Regions from separate parts of the Homo sapiens genome. Here region 1 is linked to region 2. Evidence: read pairs that join two places in POLR2A ChIA-PET (ENCODE). Cell type or tissue: Panc1. All regions are shown on one strand. Links, peaks and the distances in the headings refer to the core of each region. The heading gives the core; the rest is flanking DNA. Region 1 overlaps LOC124901744 (a long non-coding RNA gene). Region 2 has its middle 21 kb from the start of MIR593.

Region 1 (15,856 bases), core at 5,649-10,648, 130 kb before region 2:
CCCTGTGCACTCAGTGCTCTGCTGGGCCCTGGATGGTCCCACGGAAGTGAAAGTCACAATTCATGCCTTCGAGGAATCCATAGTCTTCCAGCAAAAATTTGGAAACAACTCAGAATCACCATGCAAATGTGGCTGTGATAGCAATTATCTGCCAGGGGGCTGCATGGCGTGGTGTCTTCCGGGCTGACCCTGGGGCTGCACTGCCTGGGTTTGAATCCTGGCTCTGCATAGTACTTTGGGTAATCGCTTGTGCTCTCTCTGCCTCCGTTGCTTCATTTGTCACAAAAGCATCACAGTACCCACTTATAGTGTTGTCATGAGAATCGTTTGGATTATTACAAGTAGAGTACTCTGCAAGTGTTCATTATGGATTAGAGCAGGGGCTTTTGAAGCACACGGCATAGTGGAGTTAGTCCGGAAGGCTGCCTGAAGAAGGCTCCTGCTTCGCATGAGCTAAGCAGTACAGCAGGGAAGGAGTCTGAATATGCCTGCTCAGCTGGGTGGAACACAGTGACCAGAAAAATCTATCCATCCTGCTTTTATGCAACCATCGGGCCTGAGGTCTGGTTGTCCCATTATGGCCTGTAATGGAGCCGAGGAGTCAGAGGATCTGTTTGCCCAGGGCCGAGGCAGCTTGTTGCATAACCAGGGTTGCTGTATGGCACTTTGCAGAGGAGGGCATGGCTGAGAAGTGTGTCCCAGCAGCCGGGAGCTCAGGGGGACTCTCCTGGCCTAAGCAGTGCAGCTCCCCAGCACCCACCTCCTACCCGCATGTGCCTCAGATGGGAATCATTGTCCTGTGCCAGGAGATATCATTTTCAAAAATAGAGTATCTTTTATTCTGATTAAACAAATAGTGAACATCATAGAAAACATCCAGAAAAGAGAATTAAAATTTCTTATTAATCCACTACCCTGAAATCATGAAAGTTTTATATTTTTGATACATGACTTTTCTCTCTCCCTTGTGTCTCTACGTTTGTATATATTTTTTACTATCAGAAATAGTATCATGTAGTACACAGTATTTTGCAAATGCCTTAAGTTTCTTTTCATGTCATTAAATATTCTTCCATGATGTAATTTACAACTCCTGCATTGTGTGAATATGCCATAAATTATTTAGTCAAACTCTATGAATGAAAATTTAGGTCATTTTCAATGATTTTTCTCTTTTATAAATAAGGCTCTCATGCATAATCTTATAGATAAATCTCTGCAAATACTCATGCTTATTTCCTTAAGATCATTTCTGAAAGCTGGGTTCACAGGCATGCAAATATTTATGGCCTTGGATGCCCACTGCAAGGGCTCTCGGATGAGACTCTCAGGGATGGCTTCCTTGCTCGATGACCTGAGAAGGCACAGCCTTGCGGGAAGCTGGGCAGAACTCTTCAAGCACCTTGGAGATTCCTCCAGTGCTGAAGTTAAATAGCTGGGACAAAGAAATGTGGGAGGGAGTAGAGTCAGGCAATATGAAGCCAGGAAGCTTAGATGCCTTTTGGAGAGTCAGGGAACCCAAGGATTACTGGTGGAACCCTGTGAATAATTCCACTGAGGTGAATGAGGTGCCTCAAAGAGGGAGAATCCAGAAAGGACAGACTCTTTTCAGCTCAAAAACCTGCTCGTAGGCCAGGCTGGATGACTCACACCTGCAATCCCAGCACTTTGCGAGGTTGAGGCGGGAGGATTGATTGAGCCCAGGAGTTTGAGACCAGCTTGGGCAATATAGTGAGACGTGGTCTCTAAAAAAAAGAAAATTACCTGGGTATGGTGGCATGAGCCTATGGTTCCAGCTACTTGGGAGGCTGAAGTGGGAAGATCGCTTCACCCTGGGACTTTGAGGCTGCAGTGAGCTGTGATCTTGCCATTGCACTCTAGCCTGGGCGACAGAGGGAGACCCTTTCTCAAAACAAACAAACAACACCTGCTTATAACTTTCAAGGGAGCCCTAGGTTTGCCCACACTTTTGGGCTGTGGTCTATCTCTCCCAGTAGGTTGAGCTCCCTGAGGGCAGGAATGTGTCCATTTTTCATCTCTGCACACCACACAGACAGCCCAGTGATGAAAGATATTTGTTGAGCTGACAGGACAAACTCCGCTCCACCTCACAGCCCCTGCACCTCTTCCTCCTGCATTTTCAGACCAAGGCTCCAGGCATCTTAATATCTGGCTAAGTGTACATTGGAGCATCCTTTCTGGAGGACACTTGGGCAAGGTGCAGTAAAGACCTTAAAACATGCATACCTGTTGACCAGCTATTTCACCCCTCCTAAAAATAATCCAAGATCTCCGGGAACTGCCTCCTGCCTCCTTACATCCTGGACCTTGGCATCCTTGACATTAGGACAAGGGCATCACCTGCCCCGTTACCCATACTCCGCTCTTCCTTGATGCATGGTTAAAATACTCCCTCCTCTAGCAAGCCTGCCCCGACTCCCAGCCAGACCTCTTCTCTACTGCGTGTTAGAGTTAGTTACATGCATGACCTGTCTGAACTTCCAAACCTCAATCTATTTGAGGGCAGGTAGGCAGAATCTGTATCTGTTTTATCTTTATCCCTTTCTGCACCTCGCTGAGTGCAAAGCCAATAGCAGTTTCAGAAAGTTTAATGAAAGGGCACACTTAGAGAAAGCCTTTCGGTCACACCCAGCAGGGCTGTGAAACTGCATCCTTGGCCTGCTGACAATGACATTAGGAATGAGCTATAGAATTGCACAGTCTTCGTAGCAGCAACAGGATTTTCAACCCCACTTTTCAGAATCGCAGTCTAAAATTTAGTGGAGCAAATGGAGGCTGGAAGGGGTGAGGGGTGTTAGCCAAACACACACAGATGCTCTGGAATCCATGTGATCTGATAGTAAGTTCCAGGCTCAGTTCCTGAGCTAACTTGCTTTTCATTTATTTTGTAATACAAATATGCATTCTTTACAATAAGATCTAGCATGCAGAACTTTTGGTTTTTGGGTTCTTTTTTTTTTTTTTTTTGAGACGGAGTTTTGCCCTTGTCGCCCAGGCTGGAGTGTAATGGAGTGATCTTGGCTCACTGCAACCTCCACCTCCTGGGTTCAAGTGATTCTGCTGCCTCAGCCTCCTGAGTAGCTGGAATTACAGGCACCCGCCACCATGCCTGGCTAATTTTTGTATTTTTAGTAGAGACAAGACTTCACCATGCTGGCCAGGCTGGTCTCGAACTCCCAACCTCAGGTGATCCACTCACCTTGGCCTCCCAAAGTGCTGGGATTACAGGCGTGAGCCATCATGCCCAGCCGGTTTTTCTTTTAGAAGAGGTCTCTCTCTGTTGCCCAGACTGGAGTGCAGTGGCAAGATCGCAGCTCACTGCCTCTTCAACCTCCCATGCTCTGTCTCTCCTCCCAACTCAGCCTCCCGAATAGCTAGGACCATATGTGTATGTCACCACACTTAGCTAATTAATTAATTAATTAATTAATTTATTTATTTATTTTTGGTAGAGACAGGGGGGTCTCCCTATGTTGCCCAGGTGTTCTTGAACTCCTGGGCTCAAGCAATGCTCTCACCTTGGCCTCTTAAAGTGCTGAGATTATAGGCGCAAACCTCCGTGCCTGGCCAAAGGCTGTAAATATATGCAGAGTTCCTATGAAACTCCCCTGAGTTTCAGGGAGGATTTAATTAAGTACAATTTGATTCAAAAGAGCCAGCCTCCTGAAACAGGATTTTATGAGAGATGGAAAAGAGCCACTGTCCTGACACTTGTCAAAGACTGGGAGGACAGGCGGGCCCTGGCATCTTCTTTTTCACATCCCCAAAAGCAGCACCTTTCTATTGATAAGAACTGAATTCTTATTGGTAACATAGTTAATTACTAATGGTAAATGTCCACTTTCTGACAAGGAGAACTACTGAGAGAGCTAACGCAGGCCATGCAGGTGGAAGACACCAGCTGCAGTCAACCCTGCATGGTGGGTTGCAGCACTCCAATGTTGGAAATGAGAAAATTGAGGCTCAGAGAGGTGAATCAACCTGCTTACACTTACCCAGCAGAGCCCAGACACTAGGCTTAGTCAGTCTTACTGAGAAGTCACGGTTCTTTCCCCTCTCCCAGTGAGTCTCACTCTGGCTACGCATCAGAGGCTCCCGGTGCCCAGGTCTCAGTCCAGCCCAATAAAACTAGAATCGCTGGGCTTTGTGACAGGCATTCAATTTGTTTTGTTTGTTTGGTTGGGTTTTTTTTTTTTTGAGACTGTGTCTTGTTCTGTTGCCCAGGCTGAAGTACAGCAGCTTGATCACGGCTCACTGTAGCCCCAACCTCCCAGGCTCAGGTGATCCTCCCACCTCAGCCTCCCGTGCCACCACCCTCAGCTAATTTTTTGTAGAGATGGGGTTTTACTATGTTGTCCAGGCTAGTCTTGAACTCCTAGGCTCAAGGGATCCACTCACCTCGACCTCCCAAAGTGCTGGGATTATAGGCATGAGCCACCACGCCGGGCCAGCATTCATATTTTTAAAAAGCTCTCTCGGTGCTGTAATGAGCAACTAGAGTTGAGAGGCCTTTACCTCTAGGCTTCTGAACTCACAGGGAGCACTGACTGACAGATGTGATAGAGACTCCCACCCGGGAGCTGTCAAGGCAGATGCTGCCCTGGGCACCACCACGCCTCAATTAAGACAGAAACGCTGGGGGTGGGATCTGCACATTCACATATATACTTTAAAGCCCCTCTGGTGATTCTGAAATGCAGCCAGTGTTGAGAATTAGAGCTCAAAGGCTTAAACCAAATTGCTTCTTCAGGCCTTCCCCTTAGGTAGCCAACTAGCCCCCAACCTGACTAGGGCAGTGCCTGGGGTCCCATTTAAGCTGTGGGGAGTGAGGGTGGAGGAGAAAAATAATCAATATTTGACAATCCAGTATGCAAAGTTGTCATCAAATGTTCAAAAACAATTCCTGATCTCAAGTCAATTGAGTGGCTCCCAGCAAGTTTGTTGATAAATTTACTTGACATCATCTTCCTTTACAGAAAAAGCAAAATACACTTTAGTCTTTGCTTAGGAAAGTGATTTTTGAAAATGTCATGAATGGGGTCCAGATGAATGAGGTTCACTGTGGAAACAAAGGGGACTTGGCGGACAGGTAGAGAATGGAATCTTACCGTGCATCTATTACACACAGCATCTGTATGCAAAGCGGGCAAGAACTGCTGAAGGGGAAAACAAAAGAAGTTTAACATTCGATGCATAAAGGAGGGCAAGTGAACCCAGGGCAGAGAGCCTGGGAAGGAAGACGGGCTGGGGGCTGGGGAAGCCGGGGAACTGTACAGGATGGATTGAGCCTGTTTCTTTTGGATGATGCCCAGGCTCTGCTATACCAGCTGTGTCTGACCTTGGCAGGGCCTGCATGCCCCTCCTCTCTCCTTCCTCCTTCCCTCCCCTGCCAGTGGTGCTACCTCAGCCTCCCTCCTCCTGAAAGGCCTGGGTATCCTCTCTTTAGGAGAGCACAAGAATTGCTGGGGAACGATAATTACAGACAAAATCTCTCAACTCAGAAAACCTCTTCACAAAGGTTGAAAAGAAAGAAAACAGTTTTATTATTGCACAAGCATTCAACCAGAATGGGACGCGCATGCCAGGTGATCTGCGAAGAGATTGCAAAGACAGAAAGGAGTCTTACCTTTTGTCCAGCCAAGCAGCTCCAATCTGTTACATACGTGTTCTCACGTTAAACAATAACTAGTTTTCAGGGGACTAGTTCTATTTGTCACACATAGTTCATTCTAAAGTCTCCTGGTTATTGGAGTGGCCATCTGTGTTTGCTAATTGCCTTTATCCAAAGGAAAAATAAACTTCTTATTTCTTTATGGCAAAAGGTAGTTTTGCAAGTTGGAGCTGAAGTTAGGCTCCTATGCTTCTCTAGAGACTAGAAGATGGGGAGCTATGTTCCTTGATGATTACCTTTCAAAGGGATGATTCCCAGGTCCTTGGAGAAAGACATACCTGGGTCCTAAAGTTGGCAAGAGGCTTATTTAGCTTTTCAAAAGATTTACATACATTTAAAAGAGACAGAGAAAGAACTACTGATTACAGGTTTCCAAAAGTAAGTGCTCTAGGAAAAGGAAGTGAGATGGGCTGGGAGAGTCTCTTCTGTTACTTTCTTTTCTTTCTTTCTTTCTTTTTTTTTTTTTTTTAGACAGAGTATTGCTGTGTCATTTTGTCATCCAGGCTGGAGTGCAGTGGCCCGATCTCAGCTCACTGCAACCTCCACCTCCCTGGTTCAAGCAATTCCCTTGCCTCAGCCTCCAAGTAGCTGGAATTACAGGCGCACGCCACCATGCCTGGCTAATTTTTTTGTATTTTTAGTAGAGACGGGGTTTCACCATGTTGGTCTTGAACTCTTGACCTCAGGCAATCCGCCCACCTTGGCCTCCCAAAGTGCTGGGATTACAGGTGTGAGCCACCGTGCCCGGCTCTTCTGTTATTTTCAACAGGGAAAATTAAGCCTCTACTTCGATGGCTGGGTGCAGTGGCTCACGCCTATAATCCCAGCACTTTGGGAGGCCGAGAAGGGTGGATCTCTTGAGGTCAGGAGTTCAAGACCAGCCTGGTCAATATGGTGAAACTCCATCTCTACTAAAAAATACAAAAATTAGCCGGGTGTGGTGGTGCTTGCCAGCTACACAGGAGCCTGAAGCAGGAGAATCGCTTGAACTGAGGAGGCAGAGGTTGCAGTGAACTGAGATCATACCACTGCACTGCAGCCTGGGTGACAGAGCGAGACTCCATCTCCAAAAAAAAAAAAAAAAAAAAAAAAAAATTAAAAAATAATTTAAAAAAAAGCCTCTAGTTTCTTTGTTTGTTTTAGAGACAGGATCTTGTTCCGTTGCCCAGGCTGAAGTGCAATGGCGCGATCTTGGCTCACTGCAGACTTGACCTCCTGGGCTCAAGTGATCCTCCTACTTCGGCCTCCCAGCTAGCTGGGACTACAGGCACTTGCCACCATGCTCAGCTAATTTTTAAATTTTTTGTAGAGATGGAGTCTCACTATGTTGACCAGGCTGGTCTCGAACTCCTGAGCTCAAGAGATCCTCCTGTTTTGGCCACCCAAAGTGCTGGGATTACAGGCGTGAGCTACCACACCTGACTGTAAACCTCTTATTTTTAATGTGAATTTATCCTTACCGAATAGAGCTTTGGCTTTCATGGGGAGGGAAATGAATATTTGGTCCCAGCAGTGGGTGTCAGCTCATGACATGAGAAAATCGAAGGAGTAGCCTTAAACTGGATTTGATCTTGCAAACTTAGGAGGGAACTGGGATGGTACAAGGGTGGAGCAAGCGCCTTTAGGAGCCTCCAGGGCTTGGATAGTTTCTGAATTTGACTGGGATGTTAGTAACGGAGGTGGTCCCTCCAACCACAGAGCTCCTGACCCCTCCCCCTTCCTGCTCTTCTGGATCTCATCCCACACCCTGTGTCCCTCTTATCCCACACCTAACAGTCGGTGTCATCTTTGAGCTCTCTGTAGGGGAGGAAGGCTGTTGGGGATGCTGGACGGGTGTGGGTCCTGGGCTGTGGCTTCTTCCTTCCCTCCTCTCGGCAGCACAGCTCACAGCTTCTGCTCTACTCCAAGTAGACTCTAACCCACTGGAAACTGCAGCCAGTTCTGCAGAAAGTTCAAATCTTTAGGGACTTCATAAATTAGCCTTTACTGCTAAGTTCTCTGAAAAAAAAAAAAAAGAGAGAAAGAGAGAGAATTGGGGAGTGGGGGCAGGGGGAGGGGTTGCAAAGCACAGCACAATCACTGCTTCCTCTTCCCAAACTCTGAGTGTCCATGTTGCAACCAATCAGAAGCACCATCAGGAAGGGGCCATGGGGGTGGCAGAGTTGGTGCAGGGGATGCTGACTGGCCAAGAGGCACTGGATGACCCTGGGCAGAGCAGGAGTGCGGGCGGGAGGGATAGTGCTGAGGTACTGTGACAGCATTTGCTTTGTGTTAGCACATTCTGAGCAGCACCTTGAATTTTTCGTTTGTAAGCATGTGGGGTGTGTGCCCTTCTATGTTTATGTTAGGGAATTCAGAGCATGCTCCTGCATTTCTGCTCATGTGTGTATCTCTGAGGATGTTTTGCTGTTGCCAGTTGTCATCAGGCCTTCAGCTAATTGGATGGAGCCCACCCACATGGTGGAGGGTAATCTGCTTTACTCAAAGCCCACCGGCTTAAATGTTAATCTCATCCAAAACACCCTCACAGAAACACCCAGAATAGTGTTTGGCCAGCTATCTGGTACTGTGGCCCAGCCAGTTTGATATAAAATTAACCATCACAGTAAGGGATGTAGGGAAGGGGAGGCAAATTGTTGAGTCCCAAACACTATTTCAGCTGTCCCAGCTCCCTTCATAATGAAACAGGAGTAAAATGGAGCAATGGGTGGATGGGAAGATGGAGATGGATGGGCAGATAAGTGGATGGGAGGATGGATGGATAGGAGGATGGGTGGATGAGAGGATGAACGGATGGATGGATGGATGGGGGGATGGGTGGATGGATGGAAGGATGGATGGATAGAAGGATGGATGGATAGGAGGATGGAGATGGATGGAAGGATGGAGATGGATGGGAGGATGGATGAATAGGAGGATGGATGAATGGTAGGATGAATGGGTGGGAGGATGGATGGATGAAAGGATGGATGGATGAAAGGATGGATGGATGGAAGGATGGATGGATGGGAAGATGGATGGATGAAAGAATGAATGGATGGGAGGATGGGTGGATGGAAGGATGGATGGATGAATGGGAGGATGGAAGGATGGAAGGATGGACAATAGGAGGATGGAAGGATGGACAATAGGAGGATGGAAGGATGGATGGATGGGAGGATGGATGGGTGGATGGGAGGATGGAGATGGATGGGAGGAAGAATGAATGGGAGGGTGGATGGATGGGAGGATGGAGATGGGTGGGAAGATGGATGAAGAGGAGGATGAATGAATGAGAGGATGAATGGATGGGAGGATGGATGGATGGGAGGATGGATGATGGAAGGATGGATGGATGGGAGGATGGATGATGGAAGGATGGATGATGGGAGGATGGATGGATGGAAGGATGGATGGATTCTGGGAAGATGGATGGATGAACATAGACAGATGGGTGGATGGGGCGGTGTCTATGTAGATAATAGACAGGGATAGACAGACACTAGTACTGGCAACTTTTCAGACACTATTAGATGGAAATTTTCAAAAATACAAAATTGGAGACTGACAGAGCAGAAAGGCCAACTGACCCAACTCTAAATTTCCACATGAGGAAAATGACACCCAGAGAAGAGTGACTTCCTCAAGCTCACACATGGGTTAATGGCAGAGGTTCTATTACCTCCTGGCCTGGTTACTGAGATTGGCATAGGAATGAAGTATGTACACACCAGATCAAATGAGGCTAAACTGCAGGAGCAAACTACCTCTGAAATCTCAGAGGCCTTGCACCTCCCAGGCTTCTTGCGTGCTTACACAATGCGCCCAAGTCAGCTTGGAGGAGGAGCTCTATTCCACATCCCGCCCTGACACCTCAGCATGTGGCCCGAGTTGGCATGTTGGGTGCCAGCTCCTACATGCATCAGCCCAGAAGCAGCATCAGTCACTTTTCTATCAGCCACAAGGCCCCTAACTAATGGAAGAGGGTCAGAAAAGTGGGTGGGTACATGGATATTTGATGAGAAATGAAAGTTTCCACAAAAGAGTAGTTTTTCATCTCTTTGTGGGTCCCCAGTGTTTCCTTTTCTACATTTTTTAACCAAACAAGTTGCCCCAGGATATCTCCAAAACCCAAGGGTCTCCTCTGAGCTCTTGGAACCTCCAAGGAGTCTAACTTGACTTTGCACAGAATGCCTCCACCTTTCACTACTGTAGAATTTGGTGTGCTTTTTTGTATGTGAAGGCTAAACCATTTACTGACATTTTCACCTAAAGCACAGCAGCATCACCCCAGGGACACACTGTGTTTGGTCTCTCTCTCACTGCTACTCACTCACCTTTAGGACGTTGGCTGTCCAATTTTCAGGCTTTTAAAACTTGTTCCTCCTAGAATGTGGTTTGTTAATAAGTATTGATCAAGCATTATGATAGTTACAAGAACCTTATAGGTTTGCATCGCTAGAACCCCCACACACTGTTTATTTCCTTTGAGTCTCCTTGCCTGTACTTGAAATAAGCTGCCACATGGAGTCAGGCGGGTTTGAATTGCTTGGCTCCCCAGTGGTGTTAGTAATGAAAGCATTCTTTTCTAACGGCATTAGTGTTCTCTTTTTGTTTTGTTTTGAGATGGGGTCTCACTCTGTTGCCTTGGCTTGAGAGCAGTGGTGTGATCAAGGCTCATGGTAGCCTGAACCTCCCAGGCTCAAGCAGTCTTCCCACCTCAGCCTCCCAAGTAGCTGAGACTACAGGTGTGTGCCACCATGCCTGGCTAATTTTTGTATTTTTGTAGAGACGTGGTTCCATCATGTTGGCCAGGCTGTCCTCAAACTCCTGAGCTCAAGCAATCCACCTGCCTCAGCCTCCCAAAGTGCTGGGATTACAGGCATGAGCCACCACATCTGGCTAATGTTATTTAAATACATTTAAATAGAGCTTTTTATTAAAATAACAAAAAACAAAGAATAACAAATATTAATTTAAAATAGGATATACAGTTGGAGTTAGACCTAAAGAAATACAAACACCTAGGCATAAGCCAGTATCCTCATTACTTGTGTTGTCATTCTTTATTTGGTTTAATTCTTAGGCTCATGTAGAATTAATTGAGTCTTACATTTCTTAGGTGTGTTTCAAATCTGGTCAGATTTGTCAAGAGTCCTGGTCTCCAGCTTTGATCTTCAACTTCTTTCTTTCTTTTTTTTTCTTTTCTTTTCTTTTTCTTTTTTTTTTTTGAGATGGAGTCTCGCTCTTGTTGCCTAGGCTGGAGTGCAATGGCGCCATCTTGGCTCACTACAACCTCCACCTCCCAAGTTCAAGTGATTCTCCTGCCTTAGCTTCCTGAGTAGCTGGGATTACAGGTGCGTGCCATCACGCCCGGCTAATTTTTGTATTTTTAGTAGAGATGGGGTTTTGCTATGTTGGCCAGGCTGGTCTCGAACTTCTACCTCAGGTGATCTGTCCACCTCGGCCTCCCAAAGTGCTGGGATTACAGGCATGAGCCACCACGCCCAGCGGGATCTTCAATTTCTAATAAAGAATTCCCTCCTGACTTCTTACAGTTTCCCCCAAGAAGGCTTTGGTTTCTTCTGGGCATCTTTATCTCCATCCTGCTTTGGGCCCTGCAGATAGAAAGAGAGTAAATAGGGAGTAAATAGAGTAACATGTGATGTTTCCAGAATGTTAGAAACTCGTGAGTGCCCTTTTTCTGAATCAGCAGAGGATTTTCCTTACCTGAATTCATTTCTGAGCCTCACCTCTCTGCTGAGTACATTCTCGCAAATCTCCACAGAAGGGTCCCTTAGCCACCAGGTCTCTGATAAGGTTAGATTGCAAGCCAACCCTTTATTTTGCCTGACTCTGCAAACCCTGCTCTTTTGTACCTACGAAGCAGGCCATTCCAGAACATGACTTTTTTTTCTTTTTGATTCCTTTTTTTTTTTTTTTGATAGGGTCTTGCTCTGTCACCCTGGCTGGAGTGCAGTGGCACGATCTCGGCTCATTACAACCTCTACTCCCAGAGTTCAAGTGGTTCTCGTGCCTCAGCCTCCTGAGTAGCTGGGATTACAGGTGCACGCACCATGACTGACTAATTTTTTTTTGGTGTTTTTAGTAGAGACAGGGTTTTGTCATGTTGGCCAGGCTGGTCTTGAACTGACCCCAGGTGATCCACCCACCTCAATCTCCCAAAGTGCTGGGATTACAGGCATGAGCCACCGTGCATGGCCCAGAACATGACTTTTAAAGTTATTTTAATCAGAAGGTGACACAGAGACACAAAGTGACTTCTACTGAAGCCTCCCTGTGTGCTCAGCAGGATCCCAGGGGATAGTAAAATAGAAAAGTGTCAAAAGAGCTTTCAGTCACTGCAGGCAGAAGTTCCTGGAGAGCTGGGTCCACAGCTCCATGGCCCAAATGTCACAGAGCTGACTCGATGAGATGAACTCCCAGCATCATGGGGTTCATCATTCCTGGGCTCAGACCACTTGTGAGCCACACCGTTTCCTGTGGTTTAAGCACATGCTGCAAGTCTGAAGTCTCCTGCCAGGAGTCAGGGCTTGTGTCCATTTCTACCATCTCACCAGGTCACCAAGTGCTCTTGCTCAAGTGCAGGAAGAGAGTTGGAGCTCGGTAAAGCCACAGAACCTAAGCCTCCATCAGCCCATGTGGCAAGGAGGATGGGAGAATCAGGAAGGGCCACACTGCTGGGTTGTGCTGTGTTCTGGCACGGAGTCATTCTTGGGGGAGTTCAGGCTGTTGAATCCTGGTTATTTGCGAAGGGCTTGGAGAAGCCTTTGGCATGAATGGAGCTCTCCTCCTTAATAAGGCTGAACCAAATTGGTTAATAAAGTTACCCAATGCTGTTTCTACCAACAGTGTCCAAATTATGCCTCAATTCTGTGGCTACAGCTGCCCTGGGGGGTGGCGTGAAAGCTGCTTTAGGAACTGCAGATGTAGAAATCGTTACCATGTATTGAGTGCCTGCTGAAAGCCAGGCTCTCTGTGAAGCTTTTACTTGATTATCTTATTTAAGCCACACAGTATTCTCCATGAAGAGCATGTTCTGTGAGGGAACAACCAAAGGGAGAAAAATTCAACAGGGGGAAGGTCTTGGTCCCAGGAGGAACTGTCCTAGTGAGGTGACCTGCTCCCCACAGTGCAGGTCACCTGGAGAGGAATGACCCTGCCCTCTCAGGCACCCTCCCCATCCCCCGATGCCTCCTCCACCCACCCAGTGCTAGGGCAAGCAGAGCCATCTCTAAGCCAGGCTGTCCCCAGGCCTGCTTCGCTTCAGAAGAGAGTGCTCACTGAGCACTGTGCCACGTGCTTATCCTTCCATGATCTTGTTTTATCATCAACATAATCTTATAAGGGAGAATATTTTTGCCTCCATTTTACAGATGAGGACGCTGAGGCATAAAGGGGACAAAGGCTTGCTCATGATTCTGCAGCTAAATGCTGGCAGAGCTAAGTTCTACACACGTTCAATCTGACTGTCACCCCCTAAGGTAACCTGCCAAGTTCTGAGTCAGTCTCCATGGCCCCACCCCTTGGTGTCACAGTTGGGTGACTAGGCACATTGAGAATCTCAGGCAGGGTTAGGAGAGCCTGAAGAATTGTGGAGGAAGGTCAATTACCCTGTAAAACTGATCAATCAACAGATAAGAACAGAAATAAGCAATCTGGATTGCAGATGGTATTAGCCAGCTAGGACGGCCATAGCAGAATACCACAGATGAGCTGGCTTAAACAACAGAAATTTACATCCTCACAGTTTTGGGGCTGAGAATCCAAGATCAAGGTGCCCACAGACTTAGTTTCTGGTGAGGCCTCTCTCTTTGGCTTGCAGACATAACCTTCTCATTGTGTCCTCATGTGGCCTTTTCTCTATGCATGCTCATCCCCAGTGTGTCTCTGTGTGTCCACATTTCCTCTTTGATAGGGACATCAGTCAGATTGGATTGGTGCCCCACCTCATTTAACCTTAATCACCTCCTTAAAGATCCTATCTCCAAACACAGTTACATTGGTGATTAGGAATTCAATGTATGAATTTTAGGGGACACGGTTGAGCTCGTAACAGATTATTCAAAGCTCTTTTTCCCTCCTGCAGCAGCCCCCACAGCAGTGGGCACAGTCAGCAGCAATCCGGGTGTCAGCCCCTCTCTGCAAGGATTGGGGGCCAGATGCTCCCTCCCTGGAAGCCACATCAACGACAGACCACTGCTCTACTGAGAATTCAATAAAGACTTTTTACAGAACATTACTACAGCTCTTTTTACAGACTCCTACAGTGCTATACAACCCAACATTTACATGTAATTTTCACTTCAGCAAGATCTTTTAAATTTAAAATCTCAGCACAGTCACTGAAGCCACAACTCCCTATCTAATCAAAGTTTCTATCAATGTTAAAAGTTGGTTGTTGATTTTTTTTTTTGAGTCCTCAAAGCTGTCTGTGATTCCAGAGAGCTATGTTCTTCCCATATACAAAACTGTTCCCCTGATCCCATATCTGGAATAGTTTTTCCAATGAAAGAATGGTTTTGCGAGAAGACACACATGCCTTGGTAAACTAGCTCTCACAAAGAAGGAGGAGGAGGGAAGGAGGAAGAGAAACCCCGATTTGTAGGGGTTTACCAATTTCCATGGTATAAATACTTGCACCACGATAGATTTCAAGCTACTAATGATTTTAAAAATTGGCTTACAAAGCTCCAGAATATTTTACACCTGGCTCTCACAAGCCACTATAAGTCTGCTCCTGCACGTCACTGCTTGTGTCTCTCATGGTCACAAAAGCCCATTTTATAGATTTTAATCTGGGTCAGGGGTAAAATCTGTGATCTTGATCAAAATGAAGTCAACTAGCCCCACCAGGACTCAATCTCACCATCCGGTTTCCATTCTCGCCATGCTTTAAACCCTGAGCACAGGGTTTAAAGCTGTGCTGGGAAGCAGGAGGAGACAAAGGACCCCTCAATCCCCTGCTGCCTCGAGGATATTCTCTTTCTCTCCCTTCCTCTGTAGTTCACTCTCCAGCTCATTCCCAGGTCCCGGGTGAGCTAGCTGAAGTGGTCATGATAATACTAATAAGCTGATTTCAGAGAAGAGTTTAGTTCATTGCACCTTTGGGAAAGACCTCGGCTGGTGCTTTCCTAGGATAACAAGCTTCAGTGAAACTAACAGGGACCTGAGCACAGGTCACAAATCCATGTTCATCTAATACATGCTTCTGGTAAACCTCCCCAATTTAGAAGGACCACACATTTGCTGGAAATCAGTCACCCCACTGGCCATGGGCATTTTCATGGGGTCTTGGTCTGCGTGGAAAAGTGAAAAGTCAGTGAAGAGCAAATCCGGGTTGGATTGGTGGCAGGTGGAACAGCTGCCCAAGCATGCAGTGCTTTGTCTGGAATGGAACATCTCTATTTTTCATTCACCAAAGGTTGTGGGGGCTTCAACAAGTGCTTCCAGCCTGACTTCCTGCTGATGACAGGTGGTCAAGGTGATGTTCAAGTTCTCCTTGGGTCCTCAGTGACTCTCTGCACTCCATGTGTGTGAAAACGTGCAAGGAACTTTCATCCCAGAGGCAGAATTGAGGCGTTCCAAGGGGGCAGGCCATTGAATGTTCAGAATTCCAAGTTCATGGCTAGGATGTGGTATTTAAGAGGCAAACGATGATCTGGGAGCAGACCTTGGAGAAAACTGGGATTGGAGGAGATATACTCTACCAAATTAAATATAAGTGGGAACTGCAGCAGGCATCTGACCTGGAACTGGAGGTTTCCAGAGCAGCTGGCATGGTGAAGGAAGGACACACAGAATTGGAATTTCCCCACCCCGTCCTCTGACTGCTCTTGTTCCTCCATCAGGCAAGACTTGCTGGGAAGCAGGAGGAGACAAAGGACCCCTCAATCCCCTGCTGCCTTGAGGATATTCTCTTTCTCTCCCTTCCTCTGTAGTTCACTCTCCAGCTCATTCCCAGGTCCTGGGTGAGCTAGCTGAAGTGGTCATGATAATACTAATAAGCTGATTTCAGAGAAGAGTTTAGTTCATTGCGCCTTTGGGAAAGACCTTGGCTGGCGCTTTGCTAGGATAACAAGCTTCAGTGAAACTAACAGGGACACTAACTCACTCCACTGCTATATTCTTATTTTATATGCTGAAGGTGTCAATAGTCACTAC
Region 2 (15,856 bases), core at 8,934-13,933:
CCCCTACCTGCAGTGTGACAAGGTCAGAGGGCACTGCAGTTGGAGGGCATGAGGCCTACAGAGGAAGCTGTTTGCCAGAGAGCTGCTTCTGTGCTGGGCTGCCCACTTCCCTCCTACACCTGGTGCAAATGAGAAGTTCAGCCAGCATCTGAGCCCTCAGCTCAGAGTCAAGGTTTACACCCAGTTCTTCTCCTTCCTTCTGCAGGAAAGAGCCAGACAATAAGAAAAAATAGGAAGAAAGGAGGTTGAATGAAAGAAATCTGAGCCTTTCAGAATGTGCACCACCTGGGCAGAGAAGAAGAAACAGAGGTGACAAGTGGGAAGACCTCCGGGCCTGAAATTCCCTGTCATGCTGCAGCTCCGGACCTGCCCCTACCTGAGTGGGGAGCAGAGGGGTGGACTGACACCTCAGACCCCTGGGCAGCTCTTGGCAAACTCACATGCTTGTCTTCAGCAATCCTGGCTTCATTTGGGGCTCTTTTCAAACCCAGGGCCTTCCCTGGGGAACCCAGGCCCCTAGCATCCTACCCACCTTCAGTAGTTGCCACACACACACACACACACACACACACACATTCTCTCTTTCTGTCTCTTCTCAGACATGTGTCTCATTCCCTTAGGCCTTCTTTTCTCAGCTTTTCAGGTGATAGGGAGCTAATCCTACCAACAAATTCAAACCAACTTGAGAGCTAATGGCTGAAACTGTTAATGATCGCTAACAAAATGAGTCCTAGGGGCGGGGTGGGGTGTGTGTGTGTGTATTTTGCATTTCTGTGCAGAAGTGTTGCAGGAACTCAGGGACCCCGAATGGAATGACTGGCTGGAGCCGTGGCAGAGGAACATAAATTGTGAAGATTTCATGGACATTTATCAGTTCCCAAATAATGCTTTTATAATTTCTTATGCCTGTCTTTACTTTAATCTCTTAATCCTGTTACTTTCATAGGCTGAGTATGTACGTCACCTCAGGACCACTGTGATAATTGTGTTAATTGTACAAATTGATTGTAAAACATGTGTGTTTGAACAATATGAAATCAGTGCACCTTGAAAATGAACAGAATAACAGCGATTTTAGGGAACAAGGGAAGACATCCATAAGGTCTGACTGCCTGAGGGGTAGGGCAAAAAGAGCCATATTTTTCTTCTTGCAGAGAGCCTATAAATGGACATGCAAGTAGGGAAGATATCACTAAATTCTTTTCCTAGCAAGGAATATTAATATTAATACCCTGGGGAAGGAATGCATTCCTGGGGGGAGTCTATAAACAGCCGCTCTGGGGACGTCTATCCTATGTGGTTGAGATAAGGACTGAGATATGCCCTGGTCTCCTGCAGTACCCTCAGGCTTACTAGGGTGGGGAAAAACCGGGCCCTGGTAAATCTGTGGTCAGACCAGCTCTCTGCTCTCGAACCCTGTTTTCTGTTGTTTAAGATGTTTATCAAGACAATATGTGCACTGCTGAAGACAGACCCTTATCAGTGGTTCTCCTTTTTGCCCTTTGAAGCATGTGATCTACTCCCTGTTCTTAGACACCCTCCCCTTTTGAAACCCTTAATAAAAAACTTGCTGGTTTGAGGTTCAGGTGGGCATCACGGTCCTACCGATATGTGATGTCGCCCCCGGCGGCCCAGCTGCAAAATTCCTCTCTTTGTACTCTCTCCTTATTTCTCAGCTGGCTGACACTTATGGAAAATAGAAAGAGCCTACGTTGAAATACTGGGGGCGGGTTCCCCCGATACAGAAGAGGCTTTAGCTCAAAGAAAGGAACCCCTGATGCTGGCAGCGAGACATATTTTTGGATTGAGGGGCTTTGTCAGAGCTCTGGATGTGTCGCGTATGTTGACCACATATACACAGCTGCTGCTGGGTCACCTCCAAGTGGCCCAGGCTGCCCTTTGCCCTACACTTGTTGGGACACAGGCCTTTGTCAACCCACCTGGGAACAGGTCTTGGTGGATCAGCGTCTCAGACAGGTCTAGCTAGGTCACATTGACATGCCTCGGGATCTATTTATTACCGTTTCCTCCTGTTTGCAAGATGAAACAACTCAGTAACACGCCTACCCAAGGTCACACACAGTACAGCTTCTTTGATGGAAGCCCAGGTGTGTTCTGTCTCTTGAGTCTAGGCTCTCTTCTTTTTATTTAGGGGGCTGTTTATCCTTTTTCAATGCCATTCCTCTCCTCTCCCTCTCCTTTCAAAAGCCAACCATTCTAAAGTGTTTTGGTTTGTAAGAGTGCAAAATGGTGTGTGTGTGTGTGCATGCGTATGCGTTTGTTGCCTGTGAGTGCTATTTTTAACCTATTTGAGTGGTTCAGAATTACAAATCTCACTTCTGTCTTCCTCTTTCTACTCAGCTCTGCTTTGAACTCTTGCATGCTCTATGTGAACCACAGTTTCCTTCCTGCTACTGAGTCCCATGGTTTGCTTCTGTTGCATCTTACCCAACCAGTCTCCCTGGAGTGGGCCCTCCATCTCCCACCACCTCAAGGAATATTGCTATAGATGTCCTACCCCGTCCTTTTATGAGAGCATGTGAGGAATTTGCGGGGGGTACATGTCAAAAAGAGACATGCAGAACCTCAGGGTGGGCATGTTCCGCACTTGCGTCAGGACTGCCATCTCACCTGCCTCCAACCCATCTACATGGCCTCATGGAATTCTTTTCCACTGTATCATGCAGGCTCCCTAGCTGTGAAACAGAGCACAGTGTCATGTAAGATTGTCAAAGCTGACACTGAGTATAGGTTGTGGTGAGCCAAAAATGTGCGATGAGAAAACCTACAAAGTTGCACTATAGAGACATAAAAATTACAGCCATTGGTGTACTGTTCTATTTTTGCCAAATGACCAGATTGTTTGATCATTCCCAATCTGTGCCTATGCTGGCAGGCTCCCGTTTGCACATCCAGATTGGCCCTCCACCCTGCTCTCTGCCCTGCAGGCAGATCTGACTGGGTGGCACCAGCAGACTCCCTCCATCTCTGGCTTCTGGTTGGTGATGGCTATGGAGAGGCACTGGCAGGGGACGAGGGAGCAGTATGGAGAGGCGCTGGCAGGGGACGAGGGAGCAGTATGGAGAGGCGCTGGCAGGGGACGAGGGAGCAGTATGGAGAGGCGCTGGCAGGGGACGAGGGAGCAGTATGGAGAGGCGCTGGCAGGGGACGAGGGAGCAGTATGGAGAGGCGCTGGCAGGGGACGAGGGAGCAGTATGGAGAGGCGCTGGCAGGGGACGAGGGAGCAGTATGGAGAGGCGCTGGCAGGGGACGAGGGAGCAGTATGGAGAGGCGCTGGCAGGGGACGAGGGAGCAGTATGGAGAGGCGCTGGCAGGGGACGAGGGAGCAGTATGGAGAGGTGCTGGCAGGGGTGAGGGAGCAGTATGGAGAGGTGCTGGCAGGGGTGAGGGAGCAGTATGGAGAGGCATTGGCAGGGGTGAGGGAGCATTATGGAGAGGCGCTGGCAGGGGATGAGGGAGCGCTGGCAGGGGATGAGGGAGCAGTATGGAGAGGCACTGGCAGGGGTGAGGGAGCAGTATGGAGAGGCACTGGCAGGGGTGAGGGAGCAGTATGGAGAGGCGCTGGCAGGGGACGAGGGAGCAGTATGGAGAGGCGCTGGCAGGGGACGAGGGAGCAGTATGGAGAGGCGCTGGCAGGGGACGAGGGAGCAGTATGGAGAGGCGCTGGCAGGGGCGAGGGAGCAGTATGGAGAGGCGCTGGCAGGGGTAAGGGAGCAGGAGAGGAGAGCAGGGCTTTACTCCCCTGGCTCCTTTCTCCCCTCAAAACGTGTCTCATTCACTTAGGCCTTCTTTGCTCAACTTTTCAGGTGACAGCAAGCCAGGTCAGCTGCCTGATGGCCCTCATGCAGCTCCTCTCAAAGGGTGCCATTAACTGTGTCCAGTCTCTGCTACTTCAGGCCTCTGGGTGGTAACCACTGCTCTCTCTTGCTGGCCCCGGGTACTGTACCATCTCTTGTTGATTTCCCTAAACTCTGCCCATATGCTTTTGTGCATATTCCTTTATTGAATGGAATGTGTTGTGTTTCCTGCTGGACCCCTGACTGATGATATAGTATCTGATATGTTAAAGGAATACATAAAATGATGGGCCAGACTACATAATATTTAAGGACAGTTTTGGCACTAACATTCAGTGTCTGAGGACAGCTACCACGTCCTGTAATATGCCTGTCTCAGTGCTCCAATCAGAAACATGACCTGGGCTGGCACCTCCCCTCTAGGACACACTTGTCTTCAAACCTTCCCCTGTGTCACCTGCCTGCCTCCAGAGTACAGTGCCACACTCCCCCCCACCCCAAACTCCTCCTCTGTGGCCCTTCAGCTCCCTGGATTGACCTTTGCCAGAGCTTTTCCCTTCCCTGCCTGCATCATGACTGTTACAAAATTGTGACAGGGTCCCAGGCTCCCAGCACAGTGCCTGGCCCATAGCAGATCCTTGGTGTTTATGGAGTGCTTGCTGGCCCTAAGATATTTTCTCTGAGCCCACCAGGATCTTCCCTGGCCCAATGGAGACAGTGACCAGCATCTGTCTGGTACCTCAGCCACCCTGTCCTGGACCCATGGCTTGTTCTACCTTGGGGAAGAAGCCAATGACAGAAGCTGGAAGATGTGGTTGGAAGATCCCAGGGTGGGGGTGGGGGCGTGGTTGGTGGGTGGTTGGTGGGCTGACACTTTAATTGCATAATTATTTCCCCAAAGACACTGGTGCTGGGGAAGATAAGGCCTGCTGCCTGCAGGATGGATGGTGTGAAGATGGGTGAGCTATATTTTCCCAGATAAAAGCACCGATTGCCTATAAACTCTGATTCTGCCTGATGTAAAAGCCACTTTATTGCACATCCAGAAATTACAACCCGTATAAAAGCACATTATTGTGATGTAAAAATAGATTTTTATATAATTTTTTCATGCCACCACCTTGTAATTCCTCATTTCCGAGCACCCTGAGATTGCACTGAGGTTTTTCTCTTTTAATTGTTTGCCATGGCATGCCAATTTATGGTAAGATATTCTCCCTGAGATCAGAGTGGGGCCAGGGCATAAATATCAGCCATGACTTCATGGCAGGCATGGTTGTGGGACACCCGAAATGCCATCAAACAACATCAGATTCCATGTGATGTCACAGATTGGGGTGGTGAGGGCTCTAGTTTTATATTCACCTGAAGCCTTCCAGGAGGGGCTCCGTCCCCTCCCTTCCGACCTGAGGGAAGGTGCAGTGTATCTCTAAGTGTCTGGCCCCTGCCTGTAGGAATGCAGCCAAGGAAAGCTGGGCTCTGGGCTCTACTTAAGCCCCACTGGCCTGATCCATCTGGCTTATGTGGCTGCCCCTAGTTCCTTCGTTGTATGGGAAGGACCCCATAAAGCTTCCCTTTCAGAACGTTGACCTTTTCCACATTTAATCTCTTTGCCTTGGTTTCCTTCCAGGCAGACAGCCATAGAAGCCCTTACTTTGGAAGAGAGGAATGAATTTCCTCTCCTGCAGAAAGCCCTTCTCCTTGGTTACCCACCCAGTCAGGATAGCTCACTGCTGCAAAGAGCAAGATCCCATCTGTCTGGCCTTCCAGAGACTCCGTCATCACTTACTGGGGGCAGAGGAGGGTCACTTTCCTGTTCTTGCACTTTGAAAGGTAGGTGCTTTGAGTGCAGCAGCACGGGCCAAACCAGGCAGCTTCTCCCCACTCCCCACTCCGGGGTAACCCTTGGCCGCCATTAGCTAACCTGCCGGCTGGCACCTGGGGCCTCCTTTCCAGGTCCTGATTCCCAGGTCTGCACTAGACCAAGCTGGAGTACCTCTGCCTGCCATCCCAAAGCTAGTGGACAGTGTCTCAGAGTGCACGGCGGTGGGGCTCACAGCCTGGTGCTTTGCGGGTGTCTCTCCCACTGGCAATGCTGGGTGGGCCAGGTGAAGAATGAATGGATGAAAGAATGTTTAGATCAGTGGCTCGCAAACTTTAGTGTGCATGGGAATCATCTGCTGGGCTCCACAGAGTTTCTGTTCAGTAGATCTGGGGTGGGGCCCCCAAATTCGCATTTTTTTTTTTGAGACGGAGTCTCGCTCTGTCGCCCAGGCTGGAGTGCAGTGGCGGGATCTCGGCTCACTGCAAGCTCCGCCTCCCGGGTTCACGCCATTCTCCTGCCTCAGCCTCCCAAGTAGCTGGGACTACAGGCGCCCGCCACTACGCCCGGCTAATTTTTTGTATTTTTAGTAGAGACGGGGTTTCACCGTTTTAGCCGGGATGGTCTCGATCTCCTGACCTCGTGATCCGCCCGCCTCGGCCTCCCAAAGTGCTGGGATTACAGGCGTGAGCCACCGCGCCCGGCCCAAATTCTCATTTTTAACAAGTTCCCAAGAGATGCTGATGCTGCTGTTCTGGGACCGGTACTTTGAGCACCACTAGCTCAGATTATCTGTGTCTCTGTCACCCGGATGAAGGGAGCGGATTATTGAGTTGTGTGCAGTGTAGACTAACAGGAGATGGAGAGCAATCCGATGACTGTATCACCGTTCCTGAGACAAGGGCGGGAAGTATGGGGGCAGGGGGAGAGTAAGAACAGGCGGTCAGAAGTCCCCAGAGACCTGCGGAGGGAGGGACTGGTAGAGGAACAAGGAGACTAAGCTCCGGACGGTGAAGCAATGGGACTCTTTGCAGCTGGGGTGGCGGGAGAGCCGGTGACCCCAGGGAGTCTGGGCTTCCAGCATCCGGAGGCTGCAGTCTGGGCCTCCGCGTCTCCGAGCGCCCGAGGCTGCCCCCGCGAAGTTAAGCGGTCTCGTGGGGGTGGGCTGCGCCGCGTCGCACGGAACCCGCCTCCTGGACGCACCCTGAAGAGGCCCGGAGACCTCCCGGGATTGCTGCCATCTCCAGCTGCAGCCCGGCCCGGTCTGCGAGCGTTGAGGGGCCCAGCCCGGTGCAGCGCCCCCGATCCTGGCGCTCCTTTCAGCTCCAAGGGGCGCGCACGCAGCCCAGGAACCGCGATCGCTCAGCCAGCCGCGGCTCCGAGCTCCGCGATTTCAGCCGCGCGGTCGGGCTCTTGAGTGTATGCGTCGAGGGGGGCCCCTCTGCAGCTGCGCTGGGGGCCGAAGCGGGGCACAGGGGGCAGGAGGCTGCGGGCCGAGGGCGCGTTGCCGAGAGCCAGACCCCGGGTTCCAAACCCCGCCCTGCAAAGAATGAGCTCTCCGACCTTGGCCAAGTCGCTTCCTTTCCTCGGCTCAGTTTCTTCATCTGTAAAATGGGGGTGGGGACGATGATCTCCGTTTCTGAGGCTCTGAGGATCTAGGACGTGGAAGGCACAGAGAAGCTCCTGCACTAACCATTCCGGGATCCCCTGACCTTTGCTTGCAACCCGGAAGAGGGTGACCTTGGAAGAACCGCCTCTCGCCCTCCGTCCTTGGCTGCCTCCCCCATAGGCAGCATCCGCACTGCCCGCGCTCGGCTCCACAGCCGCTCACCGCCCGGCCTCTCCTGGGCCTCAGGGGACGCCGTTTCCGGGCCACGGGCGTGGTTGCCGGATCGGAGTCCCACCTCGGTTTGCGACCTTGGACCAGGGTACGACCCTGGACCACAGCAACCTGGCCGCAGGATACAGCGTGTGATGTGCTTGGCACAGAGCCCGGCACAAGGGGAGAGCTCGGTGGATAAGGCCAATTGGAGAACGGAGGCCTGCCCCGCCTCCACTCAGCGCAGCGGACGGATCTAGCGTTTTTTAAAAAGAACTAGGGGCCGGGCGCTGTGGCTCATGCCTGTAATCCCGGCACTTTGGGATACCGAGGCGGGAGTATCACGAGGTCAGGAGATCGAGACCATCCTGGCCAAAGTGGTGAAACTCCGTCTATACTAAAATACAAAAAATTAGCCTGGCGTGGTGGCGCACGCCTGTAGTCCCAGCTACCCAGGAGGCTACTCAGGAGGCTGAGGCTTGAACTCAGCAGGCGGAGGTGGCAGTGAGCCGAGATCGCGCCACTGCACTCCAACCTGGCAACAGAGTAAGACTCCGTCTCAATAAAAAAAAAATAATAATAAAAATAAATAAATAAAAAAAAGTAGGGAAGCATCAACCTGGAGCAATTGAGCTTAAGGACTGCTCTTTTCCAACAAGTAAAGGCTGGCCACAGGTTCCCAGGCCTCCGTTCAGATCAAGCCCTGCCTGGGCCTGGTGGGGAGGTGAGGAAGAACGGCCTCCAATCCTGGGACTTCAACTTTCTCTGCCTGTCTCTGGGTGGGACCCCATGCCCTCTGCCAGGACTCAGCTGCACTTTTAGTCATTCACTCATAAATCATTTATTGAATACTTGCAAGTCATGGACTCTAGGCCTGTCTTCCAGAGGATATCTGTAAAACCGGGGGAAGGGTCCTTCCCTGATAAGACTACCCATAAAGTGCTTAGCCCTTGTGGGAGCACACAGATCTTGAGCTGCTGCTGACATCATGATCATTTTGGAGGTGTACAGTCTAGAGAGCCTACACTCCAGAGCTTAGCTCTGCCTGCACTCTATGTTGGCCCTGGAGCTCCTAGAGCAGAGATTCTTCACCAGCCTCAGCCCCAGCCCCTCTCCTCAGGCAGCTTCTCCTGCAGAGCTGTGCCAGGGTCTGGCTCTTTCCCTTATATTTCTGGCTTTAGGTAGCATGAGTCTTGTTTGCTCCCTGCCTCCAAACTCAGGCCTTGGTCAGACCTCCCAGGAGCCCTCTGTGGGAACCAGGTGGGCTTCTCTACCTACTACCTCCTGCTGGTAGCCTCTGGCCTGAAAGGGCTGGGGAGGGGATAGCTCCTCAGGGTGGTCCTTTGGCCCAAAGCACCTCCTGGGAGCCGGTTAGAAATGCAGATTCTTGGCCCTGCCCCATACTTACTGAAGGAGAATGTGCATTCTAACAAGATCCCCAGATGATTCACAAGCAAGTTAAAGTTTGAGAAGCGCTGCTCCAGGGCCTGCTGGCCTGGAAGGCACCAGAGGAAAATGGAAGCTTGGTCTTCAGGAAATGCCCAAGGAGCCACCTCCAGGTTCAGGGCCTTAACTCTTCCTGCTTCTGGAGAACTCTCTTGTCCCTGCCTTTAGGGGCCTCTCCCTCTCCCCAAGAAAAGTGGTCTCACTGAAGTTTACCAGGTTCAAGTATCTGCAGATAGTATCAGGGGACTTGACTGGCTCAGCTGTGGGTCCCTTGTGCCCAGCAGAGAGTAGGTGTTTAACTCTGCTTATGAACTGCAAAACAGTATTTGCAATTGGAACACGATAGCAGTAACGAGGTAAGAACTGATTTGGGCGCCACTTCCTTGAGAGGGAGTTTCCAGCCCTCTCTGCAAGCAGAAGTGGATACTTGCGTCAAGGATGCTGTGGAAGTGCCCCCTACTTTGATGTAGTAAGATTCCTGAACCCTCTTCCCATGAAAGCACTGACACAGGATGGCAAATATATGGGACACACATGACCATCCCCCTTTCCCACACCCTTGGTAGACATTAATAATTGATTACAGCTGACTTTCTGGCATGACCTTAGAATCCTTGACTACAGGGCACCCCAGGGAGCCACTATCAATTGATCAGACATGGCACTATTTGTGATCTCTGCCTCGGGTCTCCCCCCTGGGAGCTGCCCTCTACAGATCAGGCCAGATGAGACAAGGCCGCCAGGCTAGTTCCCAAGGACATCCTCCTCCCTGCAAACCCGAGTGCCTGTGCGACTGCACCTTGTGAAGCCCCCTCTGGAAACGGCCCTCCCCAGCTGTTGAGTAAAGTGCAGCTTCAGATCTGTCTTTGCCCACACGGGTCCTTCTCACTAGGGGTCAAGGTCATGTAAGTGGCTCATCATGGTGGCCTCTGTGCAGCTCCTCACACCCTGTGTAACTTGGAATCAGGCACCCACCTCTTCTGGTTTGTCACCCTGTCAAATGGGAATGTCCCCAACTGTCATGCACTGTGTGCCACTCACACAGTGGACATGAGGACGGCCTAGGAGGTGCCCCCACATCAGTGCTAATACTTCCTGCCTGGCATGATGCCCTTCGCCTGACTCTGGAGGGCTCCCTCTGCATAGCTCTGCTCCCTGGGAACCTGAGACTAGTGTTTCCCTGTTCACAGCCAGTGAGGCCTATGTGCTGGAGTCGAGGCAGGAGTGCAGCTGTGATACTGGCTGCTCCCCCTGCATCCAGGCCCCAGTAAACTCCATCTCGGGGCTTCCCATGGTGGGTGGGGTGCACTGCAGCATCCTGCCCCCTAGCACTGCCCCTGCTCCACCCCACTCCCTGCCCATGGTCCACTCAGCCCCAGCACAGGACTTTCTCCAGAACTACACCCACATCAGCAGGGAGGAGTCATTTTCTGCTGCTGGTTTTCAGGTCTGTGAATCAGAACTGGCTCCTCCAAGAGGCATCTACACACACACACACACACACACACACACACAAACACACACACACACCCCAACCCCTACCACTAACTTCCTTCTGCTGTCTAAATCCAGATTTCAGGTCTGAGGCAAAGTGTCTATGTGTAAGTTTTGGCTAGGCATGGTGTCCTCCATGCCAGGTGAGTATGGGCATATGTCCTCTCCCTAGTCCATGCAGCCAGGAGCTCTGTGCTGTTTGCTTCTGTAACTTCAGCACCCAAATGGTGCCTGGCACGACAGGTACTCAGTGCACATGCGCTGAACACCTTAGCTACAGGACTAGTTCCACGCCAGCAAGGTGAAGGGATGGAACCCCCTGCCCTGGGTGTGCATGACTCCTGCTTCCCATCACTCCACAACTGGACAGCCAGAGACTCAGCCCAGTCATCTCAGCCTCCCCACCCCCCACCTCCTGACACCTTGACTCCCTTCTGGCCTCAACCCCACAATGCTCTCAAGAGCAGAGAGGTTATTCCATGCCTGCACCCTCCTCCCTGGGTGATAACAGCAAACACTGAACACAGAATCTGTGCTGGGCCCTGTGTAAAGTGCTTTACAAATCTCACTGAATTCCTTTTTTATTTTTTTAATTAAAAAAAAAGTAGAGCTGGGGTCTCACTATGTTACCCAGGCTGGTCTTAAATGCCTAGGCTCAAGCGATCCTCCCGCCTTGGTCTCCCAGTGCTGGGACTACAGGCTTGAGCCACCGCGCCTGGCCTCTGAATTCTTTTATTAACCTTACGATGTAGGAATTTTTATCTTTTATTCTTCAGTCTACAGATGAGGGAACCGCCTCAGAAAGGTTAATTAGCCCACTTGGGGCACTCGGCTAGCGTGCGGCACGCTAGGACTCAAGCTCAGCCCGTCTGCCTTCAGAACCAACCATATCCTCCACCACTGACTCCTTGAGATCAATCTCATGGCCAAGTTCTTGACCAGCACCAACTTGGCCTGATAATTATTAGTCTGTCTGACATCTATCTATCTATTGATTCAGTCTCTGAACTCAGCCTATGGTTCTGCTTCTTTGAAACCCAAACTCCTTACCCACTGGTCAGGTCCTGTCCTGAGCATGTGTTAGGACAGGCTGGAGGGAGGTGGCCAACTCAGGCTTGGTTGTTTCTGCAGTGGGCTGGAGGGCGGACTTGGCTCCATCAATACCATTTCCTCTACTGTGACATCTCTGAGGCTGAGACTGCTGACCACAGGTGAGTCAAGCATGTAAACGCATTGTGAAGCCAAACAGAAGTATCATTTAGAATAACCGTAAGTAGCTTTGGCCTCATTTTGTTCTACGTAATTGAGAACACAAAATGTTAACACCACAGGATCTGTCTTAGACCTGTGGCATTCACGTGGCTGCAGGAGAGTGAGATCTGCCCAAGTGGAGGGGGAGCTGGCCTATCTCCCAGGCCCAGATGACTCCTATAGATTGAAGCTGCCTGCTCACTGAATTGCATCAGTATCACCTGATCCATAGCAGTGACTGGGCCCAGGGCCTAGAATGACTCGATTGAGCTGGGATAATAGGTCTGTATTGCCTGGCTAGACACAGCCAAGGCCCTCAAGCAGCAGGGTGAGGGACCCTTGTCTCCTGCTGGCCTTGCCTAAGGTTCTGAGGCAGCTGTGAAGAGGTTGGGGGGGTAGGGGCTCTGAAGCCCCTATCCTACCTTGTGTCAATTCAAGCCCCAGGCACAGGCACTCTGGCAAAGATACCTAGAGATTGTAAGGTCCCATCATGTCGTCAGGACTATTTCAGGGAAAAAATGTCCTTTAAAAGACCCTGGCACCAAGAACAGCCCAAACTATGGTGATAGGGGTAAAAGTTGTTGCTTTCAGGGATGCTGATGTTCTACAGTCGATCCAAATGGTAGCTTCACTATATATATTCGCAAAAATCCACATATGCTTAAGATCTGTGCACTTCCCGTAACTTACACTTTAATCTGAAGTGAGCAGGGTACCTTGAAGTCAGTGTCTCGTGCAGGCCTGGTCAGCTCTCCCTGTCCTGGATGGCTGCTTTTTCCCAAAAGGGTGGGGCTTCAGCTGGTCAGTGCCCAGGGCTGGTGAGAACAAAGTCCCTAGTTTTGTGGCCACACGCTAGACTTGGAATGCAGAGAGCCTTCTGAGAAGAGCCCCACCAGCCATGAGAGGGCTTTGCTCAGTGAGTTCCCTCAACCAGACCCATTGTTTATCAGGTAAACTGTTGAAGTTGTCACCCTGTCCTCAAAACCTTCCTCACCTCCCTGGAAGAGCTTTCTCCTTTGAGTTCCTACACTTTATTAATTTAATAATGTAATAGCCATCTATAGACCCACCTCCCAGACCAACACACAGAACATTCCCAGTCACTTATGTCTCCCCAGCATCCTTCCTTATCTCACCCCTGGGGTCCGCTGCCCCACCTGGAGGTGACCACCATCCAGATTTCTGTGTTTATCATCCCTTTGCTTTTATGTTTTATATACATATATGTGGGGTGTCCACATGTCCCAGTTTACTGGAGATAGTGTCAACTTACACTTGCAGTCCAAATGTCAGAATTTGTGTTCCTTTTTGCTCGCAAAAACATCCCTATTTGGACAATAAATTAAATGATCACCTAGATACATGTATATCTAAGCAACGTATTTTTGGTTTTGAGCTTTAGAATAATGGTATTATATGATATGAAGTTCTCTGAGATGTGCTTTATTCATTCAACATTATTTCTGAGATTTATCCTTGCTTTGTGTGGCTACAGTTCATTTTCATTGCTGAGTAATATTCCATTGTGTGAATACCTTGCCATGCCTGTAGTGTCTCATTTCTGTTTGTAGGAACAAAGCTGCAGTGCCCATTCTTGCATATGGGTCCTGGTGGTTTTTTTGCTTTTTTTTTGAGACGGAGTCTCACTCTGTTGCCCAGGCTGGAGTGCAGTGGCGCGATCTAGGCTCACTGCAAGCTCCGCCTCCCGGGTTCACGCCATTCTCCTGCCTCAGCCTCCCGAGTAGCTGGGACTACAGGTGCCCGCCACCAGGCCTGGCTAGTTTTTTTGTATTTTTAGTAGAGACGGGGTTTCACCGTGTTAGCCAGGAAGATCTTGATCTCCTGACCTCATGATCCGCCCGCCTCGGCCTCCCAAAGTGCTGGGATTACAGGCGCGAGCCACCGCGCCAGCCGGTGGGTTGTTCTTAACACATGCAAATAGCCCCTGGCCACAGAACCAGGAGGAAATTGCTGGGTGATGGGGCATGGCCACTGTCAACTCCACAAGCTAAGGCCACAGCATTTGTACATACATCAATTACATCAATTAGGTCTTTCTATCACCAACATCTGTTCTCAGTATACTGTGAGCCCCACGAGGCCAAAGATAACTCTCCCTTTTTCTCCCAGCCCTTAGAACAGTGCCTGGAGCAGCTCAGGAAATGCTAAATGCCTGAATGTTCAGGGGCTATGGATGGCTCAGGGCAGACTCATTCCCATCCTGGGGAAAGAAACCTCAAAGATGTTGCTGCTGGCAGAGCCACAGGAGCAGCCCCATTTTTGCATGTGCTGGTTCCTGCAATGGATCTGCAGAAATCCAGGGCACTGTCAACATGCAGTGGTTAGAAATATCTGCCTGCTTGAGGGCTCTGGGCCCGTGACAGGAGTCACTCCTCCGCCCTGTGCAACGACACCCTAGCCTCCTTTGTCTGAACTGGGACCCCAGCTCACCCTGCAGGCCCCCGAGGGCCAGGCCTGCTGGGATGGATACCCTCCAAGGCGAAAGCCATGACGGAGAGAAAAATCATAGGCCTGGGGCCGGGAGATCTGTTTTCTATTCCTGGCCCTGCCATTAATAAACTGGGTGACCTTGGGCAAGTCACTTTGTCTCCCTTCTCATCCTATAAAATGAGTTTGGACAGTGATAGCCAATTCTTGAACTTGAGAACTCATCAGAATCGCCTAGGAAACTTGTTAAAGTGGATCCCCAGGCCCCACCCCACGGGGATTGGGGTAGTAGGTCTGGAGTGGCACTTAGATACATGTATATTTACATGACAATGAATTTAAAAAGACCACTGAAAACACTCACAAATGGTTAGAAAATTCAATAGTAGAGATTATAATAAAAAGCAGCGCTTCCCATCCCTAGTGTGCTACCTACAGGCAACCACTTTTAATCATGTTTTTGATCTGATGGTTACTATCTTATTGCTAAATAATAAGCTAGTTCTTGTTTTATCAACTTCAGACATTACCCATTGTCTTCCTGCTATGACAGATGAGGAGGACTCAGCTCACTTACCCCCCCACCACTCCTAATATAGTTCTGGCACTATTTTTGGAAGCTGTATTTTAACGAGCACCCCAGGTGATTCTGATGTAGTTGGCCTGCCAGCCACACTTAGTGCCTAGTGAGAGCTGGTGGCGACACCAAAGTGCCCATGGCCCATTTCTGAAGCCCCTGGTTCTGCTTGGCTTCTGGACTTGCTGGTAGGCCCTGTCCCTACCTGTGGAGGCTCAGAAAGGCTGGGCACAGGGGTCACACAGACAAGCACACTGTTCTGGGATTGTTGGGGACGGAACTGCCTTGCCCCGTCATCTTGCTTCCCCTTCTCATCTCATGTCACCTTCTGCCCCCAGTTGCATCATTAGGATGAGCAGATTTCTCCTTTAGGGCCTGACACAGCCCTAGCAGACAGCTCAATGTCTGACTTCTAATAATCAAGGAGTGGTGTATTCATACAATGGACCACACAAAATGCACAAGCTAAAATGAACCTAACCACGCAGATGAATCTCACAGGTGTGCTGGGTGGAAGACATCAGGCACATAAGAATACATATGGTTTGAGTCCCCTTATGTAAAATGTAAAGCCACGCAAACCAAGAAAAACAAATCAACATAAAAACATAACAAACAAAATAGGCCAAAATCATCTACTGGGATAGAAGTCAAGAGGGGTTACTTTTGGGGGTGAGAGCGGCTATGGAGGGGTGCATGAGGGGCTGCTGATGCTTTTTGGTGTGTGTGCTGTTTATGTGGGTAATGTTCACTTTGTATTTGAGCGGTACCCTTTTCATTTGTGCACCTTTTCGAATGTGTCTATTTCCTTATAAATGTTACCTCCCTTACAGGAATGAAGACAAACCAAGCAGCTCTCCTTCCTCCCTCCTAAACTCCCCCTTAAACAAGCCCTTCCCGGAATAGGACCAGGCAGGCTGAGGAGGCCAGAAACATCCCTGTGTGGTAGACTGGGGTTGGGGAGGTGGGTTTGGGGCTGGAGCCCAGAGACCTGATCCTGCCAGTCTTGATGTATTCCAGAGTTCCAGCCTGGTGCCCCACAGAGCAAAGCTGCCTGCTGGGTCAAGGAAGTGGCTGGAAATGAGGCCCAAGCATGTTACATGGGAAGGATGACAAGATACTCGCCAGCCAGGACCCATGTGCCTTCTTCCCCACCTGCTCACAGCCAAGCTGTCCAGGGA

What was found. Peaks named below come from ENCODE experiments on the same cell type or tissue, not always from the same donor. Only the 100,000 strongest peaks of a DNase experiment are listed, where the experiment ranks them.
Region 1: POLR2A ChIA-PET joins it to region 2 with 5 read pairs; 2 of 35 experiments call an interaction of 5 or more read pairs at or near these places.

Annotation. Positions count from the first base shown.
Region 1 is chr7:128,219,466-128,235,321 of GRCh38, reverse strand. LOC124901744 (a long non-coding RNA gene) reads right to left here. Exons shown (of 2, transcript XR_007060516.1): 2 at 10,713-11,289. Among named protein-coding and RNA genes, the nearest start is that of LEP, 14 kb to the left of the region's middle. In Panc1, for the core only: no CTCF peak of the experiment used is centred there; no DNase peak of the experiment used is centred there; H3K27me3 peaks cover 300 bases.
Region 2 is chr7:128,095,394-128,111,249 of GRCh38, reverse strand. No RefSeq gene overlaps it. Among named protein-coding and RNA genes, the nearest start is that of MIR593, 21 kb to the right of the region's middle. RefSeq lists enhancers at 2,778-2,857, 7,214-8,051. In Panc1, for the core only: no CTCF peak of the experiment used is centred there; a DNase peak (open chromatin) is centred at 11,699.